Regions from separate parts of the Homo sapiens genome. Here region 2 is linked to region 1. A link is an interaction called in ENCODE POLR2A ChIA-PET data of the cell type or tissue named here. Cell type or tissue: Panc1. All regions are shown on one strand. Each heading gives the region's core, and the rest is flanking DNA. Links, peaks and the distances in the headings are about the cores only.

Evidence for each region. Peaks named below come from ENCODE experiments on the same cell type or tissue, not always from the same donor. Only the 100,000 strongest peaks of a DNase experiment are listed, where the experiment ranks them.
Region 2: POLR2A ChIA-PET joins it to region 1 with 5 read pairs; 2 of 35 experiments call an interaction of 5 or more read pairs at or near these places.

Annotation. Positions count from the first base shown.
Region 1 is chr19:38,162,846-38,174,347 of GRCh38, forward strand. SIPA1L3 (signal induced proliferation associated 1 like 3) reads left to right here. Exons shown (of 22, transcript NM_015073.3): 15 at 1,634-2,061. SNORD152 (small nucleolar RNA, C/D box 152) reads left to right here and starts at 251; the gene lies at 251-304. RefSeq lists a silencer at 3,453-3,655 and an enhancer at 7,595-8,156. In Panc1, for the core only: no CTCF peak of the experiment used is centred there; no DNase peak of the experiment used is centred there.
Region 2 is chr19:38,068,346-38,079,847 of GRCh38, forward strand. All of the region lies in intron 2 of SIPA1L3 (signal induced proliferation associated 1 like 3), which reads left to right. Among named protein-coding and RNA genes, the nearest start is that of SNORD152, 89 kb to the right of the region's middle. RefSeq lists enhancers at 2,140-2,641, 2,642-3,141, 6,090-6,589. In Panc1, for the core only: no CTCF peak of the experiment used is centred there; no DNase peak of the experiment used is centred there; H3K27ac peaks cover 1,134 bases.

The sequences.
Region 1 (11,502 bases), core at 2,065-7,064:
AGAAAAGATCACATGGGAGGTGTTTTTTAGCCCAGGCCTGGAAATGGCATGAATCGCTTCCATTCCATCACGTGGCCACACCTAGCTGCAAGGGAGGCTGGGAAATGTAGTCTTGCATGGCCCAGGAAGGCTGGGGATGTAGTCCTGTGTGTCCAGGAGGAGGAGATGGTTTGCAGGGGCTCTTGGCAATCTCTTTGTATCCATTCGTTCAGTGGGTGTTTGACAAGCGCTTACAACACTCCAGGCATTGGGACCATGATGATGAAGAGGACAGACCAGCCCTGTCCTCAGGAAGCTGACTTCCCATTTGGGGCAGCAAGCAGTAAGCAGATAAACAGATCTGTTGTATAAGAAAAAGTGCGGGCTGGGCGCGGTGGCTCACGCCTATAATCCCAGTGCTTTAGGAGGCCAAGGCGGACGGATCACCTGCAGTCAGGAGTTCGAGACCAGCCTGGGCAACCTAGTAAAACCCCGTCTCTACTAAAAATACAAAAATTAGCCAGGCGTGGTGGCAGGAACCTATAATCCCAGCTCCTTGGGAGGCTGAGGCACAAGAATTGCTTGAACCCAGGAGGCAGAGGCTGCAGTAAGCCAAGATTGCACCACTGCACTCCAGCCTGAGCGACAGAGTGAGACTCTATCTCAAAAAAAAAAAAAAAAAAAAAACAGTCCAGGGGAGAGAGTGACAAGCACTGCAGCTCAAGGATGATGTGGTCAGAGAGGGCCTTTGAGGGGGTGACCTTTGAGCGGAAACCTTGAGTGAAGGAAGGGGGAGGCCCACGAAGATCTCTCAGGGAAGAGTATTGCAGGCAGAGGGAGCAGCAGGCGCAGAGGCCCTGACGGGGAGTGCCCAGTATGTTCCGAGAATAGCAAGGGGGCCACCATGGCCACAGCAACGTGATCGGGAGGGAGGGGAGATGAAGTTGGAGACCGGGACCCAAGCATCAAAGCCCCATGGGCCATGCTGGGAACTCTCACTTGTGCCTGGAGTAAGATGGAGCCACAGGTGGGGGTCATCATCTAACTCAGGTGTTCTCAGCCTTCTGCTGGCTGCGTGTGGGGAATAAACAGGGGGATGAGGGTGCAGAGAGACCAGGGAGGAGGCTGCTGCACTGGCCCCAGGGGGAGGACAGGACAGGCATGGACAGGACCACGCGGAGCCGTGGAGCAGGAAGTGACAGGTCCCGGATCTGTGTTGAGGACGCGGGCAGCAGGGTTTGCTAGTGGGCTGGACATGAGTGAGAGCAAAAGCGGGGTCAAGGTGAGTCCACGGCTCTTGGCAGGGGCAGCTGAAAGCATGGCCGGCGTCATTGAGATGAGGAAGACGCTGCCGAACTCAGTCTTAGATTCGCTGAGTCTGAGATGTGGGAAGCATGTTCTGTGCCTGATGTCATTTGTTCCTCTGAGCAGCCCCATGAGGCAGGCTTACTATCACCCTCCATTTTACAGATGTGGAAACTGAGGCTGAGGGAAGGTAAATCACTTGCCCAAGGTAACACGGCCAGTAGATGAGAAGCCAGGATTTGAAGCTGTCTGGTCCCAGGGTTCAGGCCCAGGCAGAGGGAGGACCCGGCAAGGGAAGATGCGCCCCTGCCCTGGAGTCTGGGAATGACACGCTTCTCTTGCCTCTCAGGGAGAACCTCAATACTCAAGTCATTCCAGCAGCAACACCCTCTCCAGCAACGCATCCAGCAGCCACAGCGACGACCGCTGGTTCGACCCCCTGGACCCCCTGGAGCCAGAGCAAGACCCCCTCTCCAAGGGTGGCTCTAGTGACAGCGGCATCGACACCACCCTCTACACCTCCAGCCCTAGCTGCATGTCCCTGGCCAAGGCTCCACGGCCCGCCAAGCCACACAAGCCCCCTGGAAGTATGGGCCTTTGTGGCGGGGGTCGCGAGGCCGCTGGGAGGTCCCACCACGCAGACAGGCGGCGGGAGGTCTCCCCTGCCCCCGCAGTTGCCGGCCAAAGCAAGGGCTACCGACCGAAGCTGTACTCCTCCGGCTCCAGCACCCCCACGGGACTGGCGGGGGGCAGCCGAGACCCACCGAGGCAGCCCAGGTAAGCTGTTGCACCTAGTCTGGGTTCTAACCACCTTCCACTTCGCCAGTTCTACTTTTACGGTCCTGATGGTGGGGTTCTCCTCCCCAGAAACACACTCACGGATGAATGCGCCTAGTCATTGGTTTGCTGACAGAATTGAGGAGCTCGTGGATCTCTGCCTTATTGCCCATCCATCAGCATTCAGGGACCCCAGGTGGAGGGAAAGAAACCCCTGGCCTTCTGTCTCTGTTTTCATCTGTCTCTGGTTCTCTCTGACCCTCTGTCTCTTTTTTCTTTGCTCTCTGCTGATACCAAAAGTTTTTATGCTTTCTAAAGGGTCACAGACTGTATCTGATAGAGTGTATTTGGCTGGAGGCAATAGGAAACCTGACCCTCTGTGGCTTAAACAAATAGAGGTGTAACAAACAGTCCCCTAACATGAAGTCCAGAGAAGGCAGAGCCAGGCTAGTGCTGTGGCTTGTGGAGAGCCTCAAGGATTGGCACTCTGTGTCTCCCTGCTCGGCATCTTTACCATGCTGGCTCATGTCTCACTTGCCTTGAGATGGAGCTGTGCTGCCTGGTGAGTGGCAGTTGGGGACAGAGAAGAGGGGAAAGTTGGAAGCCTCTGAGCACCTTTCCCTTCCTATGGAGAAAGCAAACACTTTCCCAGAACCCCTTTCAGCAGCTGGCATCACGGGGCCATCCCAGCTACAAGGAGGTCTGGAAAGTTGTAGTTTGGTCTTCCAGGCTCTACCGTATACGGCGATGGTCCCCACAGAAGCCCTCAAAGGCTTGTTCAGCCCAGCTGCTGGCCCCCACCCAGAGTTTCTGATTCAATAGGTCGGAGCGGGAGACCTGAGAACGTGCATTGGTGTTTTTTTGTTTGTTTTTTAGACGGAGTTTCGTTCTATTCACCAGGCCGGAGTGCAGTGGTGCGGTCTCAGGCTCACTGCACCCTCTACCTCCCAGGTTCAAGTGATTCTCCTGCCTCGGCCTCCCGAGTAGCTGAGATTACAGGTGCCCACCACCATGCCCAACTAATTTTTGTATTTTTAGTAGAGACAGGGTTTCACCATGTCGGCCAGGCTGGTCTCAAACTCCTGACCTAAAGGGATCCTCCCACCTCAGCCTCCCAAATTGCTGGGATCACAGGTGTGAGCCACCATGCCCGGCTGAGAATATGCATTAAGTTCTCAGTAAATGCTGATGCTGCTGGTCCCAGGACCACACTTTGAGAGCCACTGGTAGAGAGGCAGACGGGAGTAAGAGAGAAAGAGTAGGCATTGGCTGGAAACGGTGGCTCATACCTGTAATCCCAGCACTTTGGGAGGCCAAGGCGGGTGGATCATGAGGTCAGGAGATCCAGACTGTCCTGGCCAACATGGTGAAACCCCGTCTCTACTTAAATACAAAAAAAAATTAGCCAGGCATGGTAGTGGGCGCCTGTAGTCCCAGCTACTTGGGAGGCTGAGGCAGGAGAATCGCTTGAACCCAGGAGGCAGAGGTTGCAGTGAGCCGAGATCGTGCCACTGCACTCCACCCAGGCGACAGAGCAAGACTCTGTCTCAAAAAAAAAAAAAAGAAAAGAAAAGAAAAGCAGGAATTGGCGAGCCAGCAGCCTAGAGTCCCGACCACACACACTGACGTTCGGATGGAGGCAATGAGCCACCTTCCAGAAAAGGGCACAGAGATGGAAAGAGTATTCTACACAGACACAGAGCTCAGCCTCATCCTTGGACCCCCTTAGGGTTCTGTGACCCCAGCAGGGCTTGCTGTGCTGTAGTGTCCAGTGCCAGCCCCTGAGTCCACAGCCCCACATCCCTTCCTGACCATGCCTGGGGTGGGCTAGCCTGAGTCCCCGATAGCCATCAGGGCTCAGAACCTGGTTGGCGCAGGGATCTTCCTCTCCTGTGGCGCCCTAAAGCCTTTTCCAGTCCTCAAACCCCAGCCTCTCTCCACACAGGACACCCACACTCAGGCAGCCAACTCAGACTTCTGACCACAGTCCACAGTAGAATTGTGTCCATCTATACAGAAATATCTATGTTAAAAAAAAAAAAAGGTGGCTTTGAGCAGTGGCTCACGCCTGTAATCCCAGCACTTTGGGAGGCCAAGGCAAGCGGATCACAAGGTCAAGAGCTCGAGACCGTCCTGGCCAACATGGTGAAACCCCATCTCTACTGAAAATACAAAAATTAGCTGGGCGTGGTGGTGGGCACCTGTAGTCCCAGATACTCGGGAGGCTGAGGCAGGAGAATCGCTTGAATCTGGGAGGCAGAGGTTGCAGTGAGCCAAGATCATGCCACTGCACTCCAGCCTGGCAACAGAGCGAGATTCCATCTCAAAAAAAAAAAAAAAAAGGTGAAGCAGTGGTTTCCAAAATAATTCTTAACCTGTGTGTGATATACTTTGATCCAGTCTACTCTATTTAAAAACTTTTAATGCTGATCAATCCCCACTCAGATGATTTCATGGCTTACAGTGTTCTCTGACAGATATTTGAAAACCACTGTGTTTGAGTGATTGTAGTGTCAGCACTTCCCCGGGCACACTGTGATCCAAGGGTCTCCTTGAGTCAAAGAGCCAGGAGAAGGGCTGAAGGAGGAAAGAGGAGACAGACAGAGAGAGACACTGTCTGAGTGTTTTAGACCTCTCAGTTCATCTCCCTAGACAAGTGGCTGTTTGTTTTTTAGAAACAGGGTCCTGCTCTATTGCCCAGGCTGGGGTGCAGTAGTACGACCATAGCTCACGATAGCCTCGAACTCCTCAGCTCAAGTGTTCCTCCCACCTCAGCCCCCTAAGTAGCTGAGACTACAGGTGTGTGCCCCCATGCCCAGCTAATTTTTTAAGTTTGTTAGTAGAGAAGGGGTCTCACTGTGTTGCCAAGGTTGGTCTCGAACTCCTGGGCTCAAGCGATGCTCCCATCTCGGCCTCTCAAAATGCTGGGATTACAGGCATGAGCTACCACACCTGGTGACGAGTACCTCTTAATCTTTTGAACATGTGGACTCTTTTGAATGGCTCTTTCATTCATTTATTCATTCACTCCATTCATAAGTATTTCTTAGGGATTTGCTCGGTCCCAGACACTGTGCTGGGAGCTGAGAGAAATCAGGAGCACATTTGGATGAGGCCTCCCCACCGCCCACTGTCAAATGAGGGAAGCAGATGAGAATCAGATAATCACTGAGACAAATGAATACGTGTGCGCTCCCAGGCCGGGCACGGTGGCTCACGCCTATAAACCCAGCACTTTGGGAGGCCGAGGTGGGCGGATCACCTGAGGTCAGGAGTTCGAGACCAGCCTGGCCCACATGATGAAACTCCGTCTCTACTAAAAATACAAAAATTAGCCAGGCATGGTGGTGGGCGCCTGTAATCCCAGCTACTCGGGAGGCTGAGGCAGGAGAATCCCTTGAACCTGGGAGGTGGAGGGTACAGTGAGCCAAGACTGCACCACTACACTCCAGCCTGGGGAATAGAATGAGACTCCATCTTAAAAAACAAAAACAAAAACAAAACAAAACAAAAATACATTGCACTCCAGCCTGGGTGACGGAGTGAAACTCTGTCTCAAAAAAATAAAAAATAAAAATAAAACACTGTGGAAAAAAAAACAAAAACCTGTGCCACGAAGAGGGACATGAAGCCAAGAGAGTCTATACCAGGGGCCTCAGGTCTCGATTGCAGTAGCCCCCATTCCAGGCATGGGACCACCACCTTAGCGAACCCGAACAACTGGGAGGATTTGAAATCCGAGACATAAAGACAGCCAGGCCTGGAGTAGACTGTGGCTGAGATGGGAGGGTGGGTATGAAATAACCCTGTGTCTAAGGAAAGGATCTGCTGAACCCAGAAATGAAGGCAATGAAATGGGAGAGGAGCCCGCTGCAGAAGAGGGCCCTGCGGTTGGGAGCTTTAATTTGCATACAGACAATTGATGCTAATTGCAAATCATTCTTATCTGCTCATTAAAGCTGCTTCCTGAAGTTTTCTCCTAGGCAACCAGGCTTGAGTGTGGCACAGCATTTCCCAAAATGGGGTGCTTGAGGTGATTTGGGTGGTGCGGGGAGGAAAATGTTTTATTTTAAATGGATATATGCTTGCTTTCATGAGTATTAGGAAAAAGAGTTTGCAACTCACCCCCTGATTTTACAGATACCACCTTGGACAAGTTAAGGAGAAAATAAAATGAGTTGATTTAAAAAAACATATCCAGGCCCGGCGCAGTGGCTCACGCCTGTAATCCCAACACTCTGGGAGGCCAAGGCAGGTGGATCACTTGAGGCCAGGAGTTCGAGACCAGCCTGACCAACACGGTGAAACCCCATCTCTACTGAAAATACAAAAATTAGCCAGGCGTGGTGGTGCACGCCTGTGGTCCCAGCTATTCTGGAGGCTGAGGCGGGAGAATCGCTTGAGTCTGGGAGGCAGAGGTTGCAGTGAGCCGAGATCACGCCATTGCACTTCAGCCTTGGCAACAGAGTGAGACTCAGTCTCAAAAAAAAAAAAATCCATGTGGATAAGAGTGTGGCCTTTAGTGTCAGCCCACCTGCATTCAATCCCTCCCTCAGCGACTTCTTGGCTGTGTACCCCCAGGCAAGTAACTGAACCTCTCTGGGCCTCAGTTTCCTCATCTGTGAAACTAGGGATAAACCACATACCTACATCATAGGGATGTGGTAAAGATTGAATGTACCCTTAGAACAGTGCTTTGACTTGAAGACTGCCTGTCAGAATCATGGGGTATGAGGGTGTATTTGAAAAACACACAGAAATGAGGCCTTGCCTCAAATTCACGAAATCAGAATATCCCCCCTGGTCCAAGACCTGTTACAGGCAGTGCTGGGGACACAGCGGTGACTGGGGGAGCCCCAGTCCTGCCTGACTGACGCATTCCCAGACAGAGACAGCCCAGAGGGGTCAGGTCAAGATGGGCGAGGCCCAGGCAGAGGGGTCAGGGTCAGGGTGGGGGGCCCAGGCTAAGGGGTCAGGGCTGGGATACAAGGCAGCTGCGAAGAGGGGTCAGGGTAAGATGAGGGGCCCAGGTAGAGGGGCCAGGGTGAGATGAGGGGCCCAGGTAGAGGGGCCAGGGTAAGATGAGGGGCCCAGGTAGAGGGGCCAGGGTGGGCTGGAGGGGGGCCAGGCAGAGGGGTTGGGGCCATGATGGAGGGGTACAGGGATGTGAGAGCCCAAAGGGGGCCCCCCTAACCCAGTTGTGAGAGGGGCCAGCCCAGTTGTGGGAGGGGCTTTCCTGGAGAAAGAGTCTGAGCTAGCCAGGGAAGTCAGGAGGGAAAAGCAGTCCAGACAGAGAATGAGACGGACTCCCACTGTCCATCTCACCCCACCTCACTCCATTGGCCTCCCACAGTCTTCCCATTTCAGTAGGCACAAGTTCCCTGGATGGTCACAGAGCCACCTGCTTGGGGCCAGACCTTGGTTCAAGTGGCCACACGTGCCTCTGCCTCCCATGGCGGCCACACTGCACTGTGCACCGGGCAGCCCAGCAGCCCCCCTCATGTGCTGTCGTCAGAACGTGCCCCTGGGCTGGAGTGACAGCCTGCTCCCCAGCCTCTGCTCCTGGAAGGCAGGCACCTTTGAACAGGCCCAGCATGAGCACTCATTGACTGCCCTATGTCTACCTCCACAGCACTCTGTGGCATAGAACTTGGTATTTATTCACACAGCGAGCGCCTGCTGTGCACCGGGGCCTCTGCAGGGAGCTGGAACAGGCAGACCAGATCCCCACCGTCCTGGTACGGACGGAGGCCCATGGGAAACAGCTAGTGAATAATGCCAAAAGTCATGAATGAATTGTGCCAGGGGACAGCCTGCAGAGACGGGTGGGGTCTGAGGGTGGATGGGATGCAGAGCTGGAGGAGGTGTCTAATCTAGCCTAGGGCCAGCGATAATGTTCCTGAACGAGGGTCACATCTGCCAAGGATGAGGGGGACAGGGAGGAGGGAGCGGGTGAAGGAGGAGAGGGGTTCAGTGGGGCTGGAGAGACATTCATCTGGGATGCAGTTATACAGGTATTTGCTCTGTTTTTGAAATTGTGTGTATATATGCAACATATATATAGACACACACACTTTCTGGGCCTCAATATATGTTGTGAACCTCAGTATGTATATATACAACTATGTATATATACACACATATGTTTTTTTTTAAGTCTGTTGAATTTCTCATTCAGAAGAATGTATATATGACTATTTACCATTAACAAAAAAACAGAAGGGAAAGATGAGGCGTGGAGAAAGTATGTCTATGAATTAGAGTTGCGTGTGCAAAGTCCCTGTGGTAGGGAGGAGGGTGGTATCGTCAGGCCACTGAACACAGGCCCTTGGGCTCAAGTATAGAAATTGTGGCTGGGCACAGTGGCTCATGCCTGTAATCCCAGCACTTTGGGAGGCCAAGGCAGGAGCATCACTTGAGGCCAGGAGTTTGAGACCAGCCTGGGCAACATAGACCCATCTCTATCCCCCTACCAAAACTTTTTTTTTTTTTTTTTTTTTTTTGAGATGGAGTTTCGCTCTTGTTGCCCAGGCTGCAGTGCAATGGCACAGTCTCAGCTCACTGCAACCTCTGCCTCCCAGGTTCAAGCGATTCTCCTGCCTCAGCCTCCCGAGTAGCTGGGATTACAGGCACCTGCCACCACGCCCGGCTAATTTTTGTATTTATAGTAGAGACAGGGTTTCACCATGTTGGCCAGGCTGGTCTCGAACTCCTGACCTCGGGTGACCCACCCACCTTGGCCTCCCAAAGTGCTGAGATTACAGGCATGAGCCACCATGCCTGGCCAAAAATTTTTTTAAATTAGCTGGGTATGGCAGTAGGCTCCTGCAGTCCCAGCTACTCAAGAGGCTGAGGTGAGAGGATCACTTGAGCCTGGAAGTTCGAGACAGCAGTGTGCTGTGATTGCACCACTGCACTCCATCCTGGGTAACTGATTGACACCCTGTTGATCAATCAATCACTCCATCCTGGGTGACAGAGCAAGGCCCTGGAGGTAGGTAGGTAGGTAGGCAGGTAGGGCAGCCAATGGGAGGTTGGGGAAATCAGCAGTGGCCAGAACATTCAGGGCCCTACCAGCTCCATTATGGAGTTTGGATCTCATCTTAAGAGCAGCCAGGGTAATGCGGGTGGATTTGTGTTCCAAAATATGGTGCTGGCAGCGAGACAGGAGGCAAAGTCTCTGAGGGGGCTGAGGCTTGGATCTGCATGGGAGGACGTGGGCCTGAGCTGGAGGACAAAGCAACTGTGGATGTGGCAGCAGGCGGCATTGCCAGGAAGTAAGCTGGGAGGGAGATGCAGGCCCAGGGCAGAGCCAGCAAGCCATGTGAGAGTCCAGGGTGGCTGCCACGTGTCTGGAGGCTGCCGTGGCCTGGGAGCACCTGAGGTGCTTGTGAGAAGAGGAGGCAGAGTGGGGCAGCCAGCGGGGACTGATTCTTCCAGTCACTGACCTTTGCAGCCCCTACTCTGTGCCAGGTGTCGCAGCATCCTTCCCTTATGGAGCTGTCATTCTCCTGGAGACAGGACAAGACAGACAGACAGCCGAACCACCGTGGAGTGTGCCAGGAGGTGATAAGTGCTGGGGAGGAAAGGCAAAAACAGCGGGTCTCTGGGAAGGCTTCTCAGGAGGTGATGCGTTGTAGGAAGCCAGGGTGAGATCCAGGCAGTGGAAACAGTAGATGACTAGACCCTGAGGGTGAACTTACTCTCAATGCTCCAGAAATGGTCAGGTGGCCAGAGGGGCTGAAGCAGGTGGGATGGGGGGAGAGTGGCAGGAGGTCAGCATAGTGAGGTGGCAGGAGCCTGGTTCTAGCGGGCATATTGACCAAAGTCAGATGCTGGGATTTGGTTCCAAGGGACATGGGAGCCATGGGAGGCATTTGAGCACATCATCTGACTTAATGTTTTTAAAAAGATTACTGTGGGCTGGACGTAGTGGCTCACACCTGTAATCCCAGCACTTTGGGAGGCTAAGGCAGGTGGATCACTTGAGCCCAGGAGTTCAAGACCAGCCTGAGCAACATGGCAAAACCCCATGTCTACAAAAAATTAGCTGGGTGTGGTGGCACACGCATGTTGTCCCAGCTACTTGGGAGGCTGAGGTTGGAGGATTGCTTGACCCCGGGAAGTGGAGGCTGCAGTGAGCCGAGATCACATCACTGCACTCAGCCTGGGTGACAAAGTAAGACCTTATCTCAAAAAATGATAATAATAAAATGTAAAAATGAAAAAATAGAAAAGATCACTGTGGGCTACTCTGGAGAGGACGGACTATCTTGGGCAGGGGGAGGATGGTGGTCAGCATTCAAAGGCTGCCAGGAGAGGGATGGGTCCTGACACGCCCAAGCGGGGAGCCCCCTACCCTCCCTTCCCCGGGCTGCGGCCCTTGCCGTGGAAGCAGGTGCAGCCTGTAGCAGCTTGTGCCCATCGATGACCTCACAGATGCTCCCTCCAGACATTCGTCATGGGAGCCCAGCTGCCAGGCATGCTGCCAGGCGCCAGTGCCTGCCATGGGCACCGCAGTGGGCTGAGTGATCCTGGGCGGGCAGCCACCTGGCCCTCGCCCTCTCCTGAGGCAGCACGCACTCCAGAGCTTTCTGGGCTTCCAGAGCAATTTGTCAGAGCTGTTAGGAGCAGTCATAGGCTCTCGGCTCCACATGGAGCTGACGCAGCCGGGCGTTCCCAGGCAGGCAGGAAGCACGTGGCCTTGCTTCCCCAGGCTGCGCCAGGAGTCCCTGGGATGCCCTTCTGGGGACACAGCCCTGAAAGGTAATCTGAGGGCCTGAAGATCCACCGGGGCCCACCCTGCCTGTGAGTGTTGGGAGGCTGGGGTCACCTGAGACAGAGACCTCCTCGGAGAGTCACAGCTTGGGAAGAGGAAGCGAGGCCGTCTCCTGGAACTCAAGGGAGTGCGGAAGCCAGGCAGAGATCTGCAGGGCGGGGAGCAGTGCAAAGGTCCCAAGGTAGCAGTGTTTCTGATGTGTTTGAGGAACAGCTTCCGCATGGCTGGAGCAGAGTGAAGGAGAGGGAGTGTGGAGGAGCTGGGGGCAGAGAAGAGAGGGGGGCAGATGGGGGGCCCTGTCGGGAGGGCTCTGGGTCTTACCCAGAGTGAGGTGGAACCCTGAGAGAGTCCTGATCTGATTCACATGTTCCCAGGATCTCTCTGGCTGTGTGCTGAGGCTGGGGAAGGATGCAGGAGGAAGAGGGAGCCAGGAGGAGGCCGCTCTGACAATACAGGTGGCAGTGGTTGGTGGAGGTAGCGAGCAGTGGCTTGATTGGTATCTCTGTTGAATCTCTTGCCTAGACCCTCTCTGTGTCTGCTTCCTGAAGACCCGTCGCTTCTGCCCCACAGGCCACAGGGGCAATGTGGCTGCTTACGGCTCCTACACTGGAGCACAATTCCAGCCGCATGCAGGGATGAATTGGTTCTCCAGCCCATGACAC
Region 2 (11,502 bases), core at 2,580-7,579, 94 kb before region 1:
ACGTGCAATCTGCTGAGCTGTTGCTGACTTGCTGGAATTTTGTCCTTATGAATGGATTTTAAAGACAGTCAGCGTCATTCACGTATTCCCACAGCACACTCATTTGAACGATTTCATCTTATTTGGAGCACAGGGCAAAGGGGTGGCAGGCAGACTGTTGAGGTTTGAATCCCACCTGCCCCTCGTAACCTTTGCCTCATCTGTAAGATGGTCATGATGGAAGTCCCTACTTGGCAGGGCATGGTGGTTTGCACCTGTAACCCCAGCATTTTGGGAGGCCAAGGCAGGAGGATCACTTGAGGCCAGGAGTTTGAGGTTTTGTGAGACCTCATCTCTACAAAAAAAAATTTTTAAGTAAAAAATTAGCCGGTTGTGGTGGCACACAGCTGTAGTCCCAGCTACTCAAGAGGCTGAGGTGGGAAGATTGCTTGTGCCCAGGAATTTAAGGGCTGCAGTGAGCTATGATTGTACCACCACACTCCAGCCTGGGTGGCAAAGACCCTGTCTCAAAAAAGAGAAGAGAAATTTATTTAAAAAGGAAAAGAAGCCCCTACTTGATACAGTTGTTAGAACACACCAGTTAACACACGCCAGTGTGTAGCCCTGAATCTGGCGCATCAGGAGAGCTCATCAGTGTTGACCTTATGTTTAATACCGTCATCACCGTATTATCCCTCTCCACTGCCCCGCCCACATGTGAGAACAAATATGTTAGATCCCAGTCCACCCCAGACATGCATCTGTTCACAGTCTGGGGAAGACAGAAGATGCTCAGAGGCTTAAAAATCCAGTGGGCTAAGTCCCATATCAAGGGTGCATGTACATCCCCGGGAGCTCAGCAGAGGGAGGAAAGGGGGAATTCTGCCTGGCTTTAGTGGGACAGACAGCATGGGGGGACAATCGGAGGGAGGCGAGGACAAGGCGCTCTGAATCAGTGAACCCCTGAAATAACTCCTGCAAAGGTCACCAGTGCCCTTCATACCTATAACTGCCACCATACGTGACTCTTTGAGCAGCGTCCACTCCTGTTGACAGTTGGTCCTCCCCAACCACACCTGCGCTCCAGCCTCCCTGCTGGGCCTGCTGTATCTCATGTCCTGGCTCCCATCACCCACCTGCCCACTTGGATGTACAGCCTCTCCGAGCTCGGAGGCAGACCCTCTTCTCTCTGCTCTCTCTGTTCCTTCTGTCCTCACCTAAGACTGCACAGTAGAATCAGCTGCCGAGCTTTTAAGAGGCACTCAGGCCTGCGCCCCACCCCAACCAGCTAATTCAGAATCTCTGGGAGTGGGGTGTGGACAGATACCTATATATTTTTTTTTATTTTTTATTTTTGTGAGACAGAGTCTTGCTCTGTCTCCCAGGCTGGAGTGCAGTGGTGCGATCTCGGCTTACTGCAACCTCCACCTCCTGGGTTCAAGCGATTCTCCTGCCTCAGCCTCCCAAGTAGCTGGGACCACAGGCACGCGCCACTATACCTGGTTAATTTTTTTTTTTTTTTTGTATTTTTAGTAGAGATGGGGTTTTACCATGTTGGCCAGGCTGGTCTTGAACTCCTGACCTCAAGTGATCTGCCTGCCTTGGCCTCCCAAAGTGCTGGGATTACAGGCACGAGCTACCATGCCTGGCCCAGACACCTATATTTTTATAAAGCTCCTCTGTACCTCTATTGTATGCTGGCAGGAAGACCAGTCCCCCGAGCATCCCCATCTGGCCTTGGATACTGGCTGTTCCCAGCTTCCCTGCTCATCCACGGCAGGTACCCTCTCTTCTTGCAGATCCTGGTTTAGACACCACCCTTCAAGGAGTCTTCCTGACCCCCTCCCAACTATAGTGATCTTCAGTCCTATCTATCTATCTATCTATCTATCTATCTATTTTTGAGACAGGGTCTTGCTCTGTCACCCAGGCTGGAGTGCAGTGGCGTGATCACAGCTCACTGCAGCCTTGACCTCCTGGGCTCAAGCGATCCTCCCACCTCAGCCTCCCATAGTGCTGTGATTACACACATGAGCCACTGCACCCAGCCATTTTATGACCTTTACAATGCTGGCCACCCTTGGAAATTCTATTTTATTTCTCTGGCGTTTCTCTACTGGAGGTCCATTCATGAGAGCAGGGGCACAGTCTGTCCTGCTCAGAGATTTTCTTTAGCACCCACAGCAGTGGCGTGTAGTAGAAATAGATTGAGTAAATGAATGGATTTCGAGTGTTTGGTGCTTGTAGAATGAATGAATGAGTTATACATGACTGGGAAATGGTGAATAAATGAATATGTTTTTAGGGCTTTGTTGGCTGGAAGAACTTTTTTGAGGGATTTATAAGAACATGGTAGGTGTTTGTTGTGTGAGTGAATGGATGAATGGATGCATTTTAAGGACTAACTAGTTCTTCCTGGATAAACAAATGACTTGTACGTGCCCAGAAACTGCTGAGTCACTGGATGCATGCCTGGAGGAGTCCTCATTCCACCTGGGCCTTAGAGAGGAACCCTCGGACTTGATGCCACATCCCTGAGCCCTCCAGAGTGCTTGAGCCCCACTTAGCCTCCATGGCCGTGACTAGATCATGTTTCCCTGAAAGGGAGATGCTTGGAGCACATCAGGGCAGCCCTGAACACCCAGGGGGTCCCTCTACCTCTAAGCAAAGGCCTGTGAAAGGACAGCCCATCCCACCCCTACAAGCTATCTCCAAGCATTGCTTTCAGCTTCTTGGGCGTGCTGCTTCCCAGGGAAGGGCACACTCGGGCACCAAGCAGGCCCTGCTTGCCTTGGGTCACAGACCCCAACTGAGCCAGTGCTCCCTGGTCCTGAGTGAGGTTGTCATCCATCCAGTCATTTAATAGTTATGTTGTTTTATCTATCTATCTATCTATCTATCTATCTATCTATCTATCTATCTATCTATCTATCTATCTATCTGCCTGCCTACCCTACCTACCTGCCTACCTATCTATGTAGTGACAGAGTCTCACTTTATTGCCCAGGCGGGAGTACAGTGGCGTGATCTCGGCTCACTGCCACCTCCCTCTCCCAGGTTCAAGCAATTCTGTTGCCTCAGCCTCCCAAGTAGCTGGGACCACAGGCATGCACCACCATGCCTCGCTAATTTTTTCATATTTTTAGTGGACACGGGGTTTTACCTTGTTGGCCAGGCTGATCTCGAACCTCTGACCTCAGTTGATTCGCCCACCTCGGCCTCCCAAAGTGCTGGGATTACAGGCATGAGCCACTGTGCCCAATCAGATATTTATTTAGAAAAGAATTTTTTTAGAGACAGGGTCTCACTGTGCAACCAGGCTGGAGTGCGTGGTTCAACCCTGTCTCCTTCCTTTGTGATCAGCAGGGTCCCAGGTAAGGGCTGCTTTGTCTGCTGGGAGTGAAGTTGGCATGAGCAGGGCTCTCAGCCAGCCTGTGATGGACAGGAAATGTGAGCAAGAACCAAGCCTCAGTTGTGAAAGCCCCTGAGCATCTGGGGTCATTTGTTACTGCAGCATAGCTTAGCTCATCCCGCCTGTCCCAAGAAGGAACACATTTTGTGGATGGGGAGTGATCAAGAGTTCAGGTTGGGAATGTTCAGTTGCAGTGCATGTGAGATGTGTAAGTGGTGATGTCAAGTAATCAGGTGGGTAGGGGGGTTTGGAACTCAGAAGAGCAGTGGGAGCTGGAGATGTTTTCCGCATTGGCGACACACGTTTAAATGAGAATCACAGAGGTCCAGGCGCTGCCTGTGATTGCAAGGAAGGCTGGTGCTTGAACTCAGGACTGTCTGACTTGAGGTAAGAAGGGGCTGGGGTTGAGTCCCCACTGTGTCAACTCATAGCCATGTGGCTATGAGTTACTTCCTCTGTCTGCTCCTCACTTTCCTCATCTGTAAAATGGAGGTAATAATGATACCCACCTCATGGGGTTGTTGAAAGGGTTAACACATAGCAATTGACAGGTGTGAAGTGCTCTGGAAAGGACCTGGACCATAGAAGGATTCTATTCATGGTAGTTGCTGTCGTAGATACTGGCTTTTGTGTATGTTTTCATTGTTGTTTTGTTTTATAACTAAAATGTCCAGTGGTGGGAAATGGAATAGGGCTGACTTTGTGTCCAACTTGATGCAGAGACTCAAATGATGACTACAGCCCCAGATTCTAACTCCCAGTCCCCTTCACAGATAGTTCTTCTCCCATGGTTACGAGACAGCTGCAGCGACTCCATCCCTCACATCTTCTCAGACTTAGGGTTAAAGGGAAAAGCGCAGCCTTCAGCTCCAGCACTCCTGGTAAAGACATCACGGTCTCACTGGTTCTGATCAGGCCACATGGGTTGCTCCAGAGCTGGGGAAGGAGCCCCACCTCTAGCCCATTGGGTGGCCATTGGAGAGGGGAGGCTCCCAAAGGGAAGTCGGGACTGTTGGAAAAAGGAGTCCTGGCGACAGGGAAAGTAAACCACAACTGTCCACATTGGAGGGCTCTTGTGTTTCCCTATGCTGTGTCCTGTGAGCTTCTGGCAGACATTGCAGCCCTCACAGAGTTGGGCCTTTTGGAGCCAAGACACCAAGGCTGTGGGGCTTGCTTGCTTGTCGCAGGGGCAATCTGGGAGCATTTACACCCACAGATACATCACTGGTTGCCTGCTCTTCTAACAGACCCTGATGCGTCCCCACTGGCCCAGAGGCAATCAGGATGGCTACAGATGCTGGCTCTCCCAGCTTCCCTTGCAACCGGAGTGGCCGTGTATCCACATTCTAGCCAGTGGGACATAAAAGAAAGGATTGCAGCAAGGGGAATGTTCTGGGAAAGATTCTCCTTCCTGATTAGGGTCAGACCGGTGCCCTCACCATTCCTATCTTTCCCCTTTGCCCATGATTCAGTGGGAAGTGTGGCTGTGGCCACCAGCTTGTGACCGTGACGCAGCAAGCCAGAAGACTTGCTCAATCCTGCAGCACAGGAGGGAGGCAGAGGGAATGGGGGGACATGCTTCACATCGCTCTCCAGCTTTCCCACCAGGCCTGGAGCCGCCATATCTGGCCTCCTGGTGACATGAGATGACTAAATGTCTTCACCGTGCAAAGCACCGTTGGATAGTCTTCCGTTACTCGCAGCCAAACACATCCCAACTGACTGTCTCCCACTGCCACTCACTCCTCATTTTGCTGCTGTCTCCCAGGCTGCCCTAGTTTTCCCCATATACAGTTCCCCAGCTGCCCTCCTTCACACAGCACCGTGTGTCACTCGGGGTCCTCTGATGCCAGCAGCAGAAGCCACGCTTGGCAGTCTGTGGCCGAATCACAATTCACTGAGGATGTACAGAATGAACACGAGGCCAGAGGAGCAATCTTAGAAAACAGGGAGGGAGCCAAGGAAGCCCTGGAGGGAAGAAACCAGGGGTCCCCAGCAAAAGTCACTGCACAGGAGAAGCCAGGTCCACTGTGCCTGCCCCTGCAAGGACACTTTCCAGCCTCACATGCTCTTAGAAACCTCGCACGGAGTCCTAGGAGAGGACCCTGGGCCGACCAAGCCCACGTCCTGTGCCCACTCCAACTGTGCTTCTGTGGGGGGAAAGGGGAAGCACTTCTGCCAAAGATACACAACAGAACTGTAGTAAGAGCAGGTGGTATTATACCCATTTTACAGATTGAAACTGAGTCACTATTTCCATAACCCGTCCATGACACACGAGGATTGAGCCCAGGAGGCAGTCTGGTTCCTGCCTATGCTGTGCTTCTCTCATCACGGGGGTTCCCCATCGGGAAGGTCCAAGTGCTTTTAGGGAGGAGGAGCTCGGTAGAAGACAGCTGGAAAGAGACCAGTGTGCACCCTCTGAGTCCCAGAGGCTGCGGGTGCCACTCAGCCTCTGAATGTCACAGGAAGACTCGACTGCAGCTGCTAGGAGAAGGGATTTGTTCAGAGAGACGAAGGCCTGCAAGAACATCTGTGTGTGTGCACAGAAGGGAGCAGAATGGATTGAGGGTTTCTGACTGAGCTGGAAACAAATGCCATCAGCAAAGCCCATCTGTCGGGAGGTGCTTGCATAAGCAAGTCAGGGTCGCATCTGGGCCACTGGTTTTCCCAACCCAGCCTTAAGTGTGGCCTCAAAGGACTAATCCTCCCTCCGCACTCTGCACTCTGAAGGCAGAGCCACAACACAGGCTGGGCTGCTGAGGACAGGCAGCGCCCTCAGGCGGGCCATCATCCCAGCTTGACCTGGGATCTGGTGCCCAGCACAGCGGACTGTGGGGCAGGGTTCAGGCTCTCAAGCAAACAGTCTTGCCATTCTGTAACTGACAGTTTAGAGTGGAGACAATAAACACCATAGATAAAATAATTGCACTTTTCTCTGGCAAACCAGCAACCCCTGCTGAAGTGTGACCCACACATACTTATTTTGTTTACCCTCATTGTGTGTGTGTATGTGGTGTTTTGTTGTTGTTGTTGTTTGATTTTTGAGATAGAGTCTTGCTCTATCACTTGGGCTGGAGTGCAGTGGCACAATCACAGCCCACTGCAGCCTTGGCCTCCCAAATAGCTGGAACTACAGGCATACGCCACCACGCCTGGCTAAGTTTTAAAATTTTTTGTAGAGATGGGGTTTCACTGTAATGCCCAGGCTGGTGTCAAACTCCTGGGCTCAAACAGTCCTCCCTCCTCAGCCTCCCAAAGTACGGGTATTACAGGCATGAGCCACTGTGCCCGGCTTCATTGAGGTTTTTATTGTTAATGTTCTTAGGAAGTGCATTTTACCCTTGAACAACATGGGTTGGAACTGCGTGGATCTATGTATACATGAATTTTTTTCAATAAATATATTGGAAAATTTTTTAGAAATTTGCAACTATTTACTGGGCGTGGTGGCTCACGCCTATAATCCTAGCACTTTGGGAGGCCGAGGTAGGCAGATCACCTGAGGTTGGGAGTTCGAGACCAGCCTGCCCAACACGGAGAAAACCCGTCTCTACAAAAGACACAAAATTAGCTGGGCGTGGTGGCACATGCCTGTAATCCCAGCTACTCAGGAGGCTGAGGCAGGAGAATCGCTTGAACCCGGGAGGCGGAGGTTGCAGTGAGCTGAGATGGCGCCACTGCACTCCAGCCTGGGTGACAGAGTGATGCTCCGTCTCAGAAAAAAAAAGAGATTTGCAACTATTTGAAAAGAACTTGCAGGGGTGGGTGCGGTGGTTCACGCCTGTAATCCCAGCACTTTGGGAGGCCGAGGCTGGCGGATCCCTCGAGGCCAGGAGTTTGAGCTAGGCTTGCCAACATGGTAAAACCCTGTCTCTACTAAAAATACAAAAATTGGCCAGGCATGGTGGTGTGCACCTGTAATCCCAGCTACTCAGGAGGCTGAGGCAGGAGAATCACTTGATCCTGGGAAGCAGAGATTGCAGTGAGCCGAGATTGTGCCACTGTACTCCAGCCTGGGTGACAGAGCAACACTCTGTCTCAAAGAAAAAAAAAACAGAAAAGAAAAGATCTTGCAGGTGAACCACATAGCCTAAAAATATTTTTTAAAAAATAAAATGTTAAGGCCGGGCACGGTGGCTCACGCCTGTAACCCCAGCACTTTGGGAAGCCGAGGTAGGCGGATCACAAGGTCAGGAGATCAAGACCATCCTAACATGGTGAAACCCCGTCTCTACTGAAAATACAAAAAATATTAGCTGGCCGTGGTGGCGGGCGCGTGTAGTCTCAGCCACTCCAGAGGCTGAGGCAGGAGAATGGCGTAACCTGGGAGGCGGAGATTGCAGTGAGCTGAGATCGCACCACTGCACTCCAGCCTAGGCGACAGAGCAAGGCTCTGTCTCAAAAAATAATAATAATAATAAATAAGTAAATACATAAATAAATAAAAATAAAATGTTAGGTATGTCATGAATACATAAAATATATGTACATTAGTCTATTTTTCTATTTTATCATTTGCTACCATAAAATATACACAAATGCATTCTAAAAAGTTAAAATTTATCAAAACTTACACACACACAAACACACTGCCAAGCCAAGAGAAATGTAAACAAACATAAACATGCAGAATTAAATCATAACTGCATGAAATTAACTGCAGTACACACTGCACTACCGTCATAGTTTCGCGACCACCTCCTGTTGCTACTGCGGTGAGCTCAAGTGTTGTGAGTATCCATTTGAAACACCGTGTGACACTCATCATCTCCGCATGAGCAGTTTGTCTCTCCAGCAAATTGCACATCGCAGTAAAAAATGATCCCTAGAGGTTCTCACCTAGTTTTCATCGTGTTTAGTGCAATACTGTAAGCCCTGAATAACCTCAGGGGACCCGTACAAAGTGCCACTAGTGATGCTGGAAGTTGTCCCAAGAAGCAGAGAAAAGTCATAACATTACAAGAAAATATGCAATTGCTTGATATGTGCCATCGATGGAGATCTGCAGCTGCAGTTGCCCGCCATTTCCAGATAAATGAATCCAGTGTGAGGACCATCGTAAAAAATGAAAAGGAAATTCATGAAGCTGTCACTGCCTGTATGCCAGCAGGCACAAAAACCTTGCACTGTTTACAAAATATATTTTTATCTCGTGTTGCAAATGCAGCTTCTATGTGGGTACAGGATTGCTATAAGGCATACCTATAGATTGTAATTTGCTTCGAGAAAAAGTGAAGTCATTACATGGCAACCTAAAGCAAAAGGAAGAAGGAGGATCTCAAGCTGGGGAATTTAATGCCAGCAAAGGATGGTTTGATAATTTTAGAAAGAGTATGGCTTAAAAAATGTCAAGATGGCAGGAGAAGCAGCTTCTGCCAACCAGAGGCAGCAGATGAGTTCCCAGATGCCAGTGAGAAAGTCATTGAGGAGGCTGGGTACGGTGCCTCACACCTGTAATCCCAGTACATTGGGAGGCTGAGGTGGGAAGATCACTTGAGCCCAGGAGTTTGATACCAGCCTGGGCAACATACTAAGACCCCACCTCTACCAAAAATTTAAAAATTAGCTGGGCATGGTGACGTGCATCTGTAGTCCTAGCTACTCAGAAGGCTGAGGCAGGAAGATCACTTGAGCCCTGGAGTTTGAGGCTATAGTGAGCTATGATTGTACCACTGCACTCCAGCCTTGACAACAGAGAAAGACCCTGTCTCTAAAAAAAATAATAATAAAAATGAATAAGAAAAAGAAGTAAGCCTGTTCATAAGTGCTAAGGAGAAAAATGGAGCAGAGGAAGGGCCTGGGAGTGGTGGGGATAGACACACAGAGGCAAGCACTATTAGTTTTTTGAAAATTCTTCCGATCATCTCTGCATGATAGTTTGTTGTTGTTTCTGTTGTTTTTTCTTTTTTCTTTTTCTTTTTCTTTTTTTTTTTTTTTTTTTTTTTTTTTGAGATGGAGTCTCACTCTGTTGCCTAGGCTGGAGTGCAGTGGAGCAATCTCGGCTCACTGCATCCTCCACCTCCCAGGTTCAAGCAATCCTCCTGCCTCAGCCTCCCACGTAGCTGGGACTACAGGTGTGCGCCACCGCACCCAGCTAACGTTTCTATTTTTAGTAGAGACGGGGTTTCACCATGTTAGCCAGGCTGGTCTCGAACTCCTGACCTCAGGCAATCCACTTACCTCGGCCTCCCAAAGTGCTGGGGTTATAGGCATGAGCCACTGCGCCTGGCCAATATTTTTGCTTTTCCAATTGGGAAATGTTACATGCAACTCTAGATTTCTGATTTCTGTTGGAAAATCAGATGATCTGACATCCATACTCCCGCAAGCCTTGATTGTCAGAAGATGCCCTGCCATCCAGGTCAGTGCAGGCTCCTCTTGGCCTCTCTCCTGTCTCCCTTAGGCAACTCGACCCTGAGGGCTTTCCAGCTTCCTCTCTCTTCTGTAGCCCATCCCTGTGCTGCCTCCCGGCAACATCTTCAGGATCGTTTGTGTTCTCGTGGGGCACCAGGAAGAGGGGCTCCCCCTTGCTCCCCACTCTCCACCTGCCCTCTTCTGGTGCTCACTTTTTCAGAGGCTTCAGGCTCCCCTTGCTATTTGCTCCTTGAATCTGCTTTGAGCTTCCCTTGTGATCTCTGCCAGTGCGCTCCATAACTGGGCATAAATTAGGAAAAGCCCCCCTACACATGCGCATACATGCACACACACACACACACACACACACACACACAGGCACACAGACATGCACACACACACACAGGCACACAGACATGCACACACACACAGACGCACACAGACACGCACACACACAGACACGCACACAGACATACACAGAGACACGCACACACACACAGACACACACACACAGACACATACACGCAGAAGAGGCCTGCTACTTTCTCACACAGGAAGCTCCAATAGCCATTGATCAAGAACGGCTGCATCCAGCTCTAGATTCCCAGGGAAAGAAAAGTTAGAGGTCACCTTGAACCAAGTGCGTGGCCCAAAGCAGCACTCCACTGCCCTGAGCAAAATCAGTTCCGTTGGCAGGAGGGAGCGGGCACGGCTGCTGGGCAGTCAACAGCTTCCATCACAGACGGCGACCCACTTTCCCCTTCCTCTCCAGCAGGATTTTCATCTTCTAGAAGTTCAAGGTGGAGACAAAGGGAAGTGACCCCGCAGGGTGTTTTATATGCTGGACAGAAGCACAGACTCCCTTCCCCAGGGGCCTGCAAATCAGGAGGTACTTACACCTCCAATTAGGCAGAGGCCATCTGTTCACTCATATGTATAATACTAAACGAACGTCCTGGACGTTCTAGATGGCTCACGCCTGTAATCCCAGCACTTTGGGAGGCCAAGGCAGGCGGATCATGAGGTCAGGAGATCGAGACCATCCTGGCTAACACGGTGAAACCCTGTCTCTACTAAAAATACAAAAAAATTAGCCAGGTATGGTGGCAGGCACCTGTAGTCCCAGCTACTCAGGAGGCTGAGGCAGGAGAATGGCGTGAACCCAGGAGGCGGAGCTTGCAGTGAGCCGAGATCGCGCCACTGTACTCCAGCCTGGGCAACAGAGCGAGACTCCGTCTCAACTGTTCTAGGCACTGGGAATGCATCAGTGAACAACACAGACATCCCTGCCATTCTGGAGCCAACATTTGAGTGGTGGACCTAGCCAGTAGACAGAACGAACAACTGCTAAGAAAAATTGGAAGAAAGTAGAGTGGGTAATTAAGAAAGGCTTCCAGAAGACCGGGCTTCTCTGTCTCTATAGGGTGATTTGGGAAGGTTTTTGTGTTTGTTTTTGTTTTTGGGGATTTTTTTTTTTTTTTGAGATAGGATCTCGCTTTGTTGCCCAGGCTGGAGTGCAGTGGTGTGATCGTGGCTCATGCAATCTCAACCTCCCGGGTTCGAGTGATCCTTTTACCTCAGCCCCCTGAGTAGCTGGGACTACAGGCACATGCCACCATGCCTGGCTAATTTTTGTATTTTTAGTAGAGATGGGGTTTTGCCATGTTGGCCAGGCTGGTCTTGAGCTGCTGGGCTCAAGTGATCCACCCGCCTTGGCCTCCCAAAGTGCTGGGACTGCAGGTGTGAGCCACCGT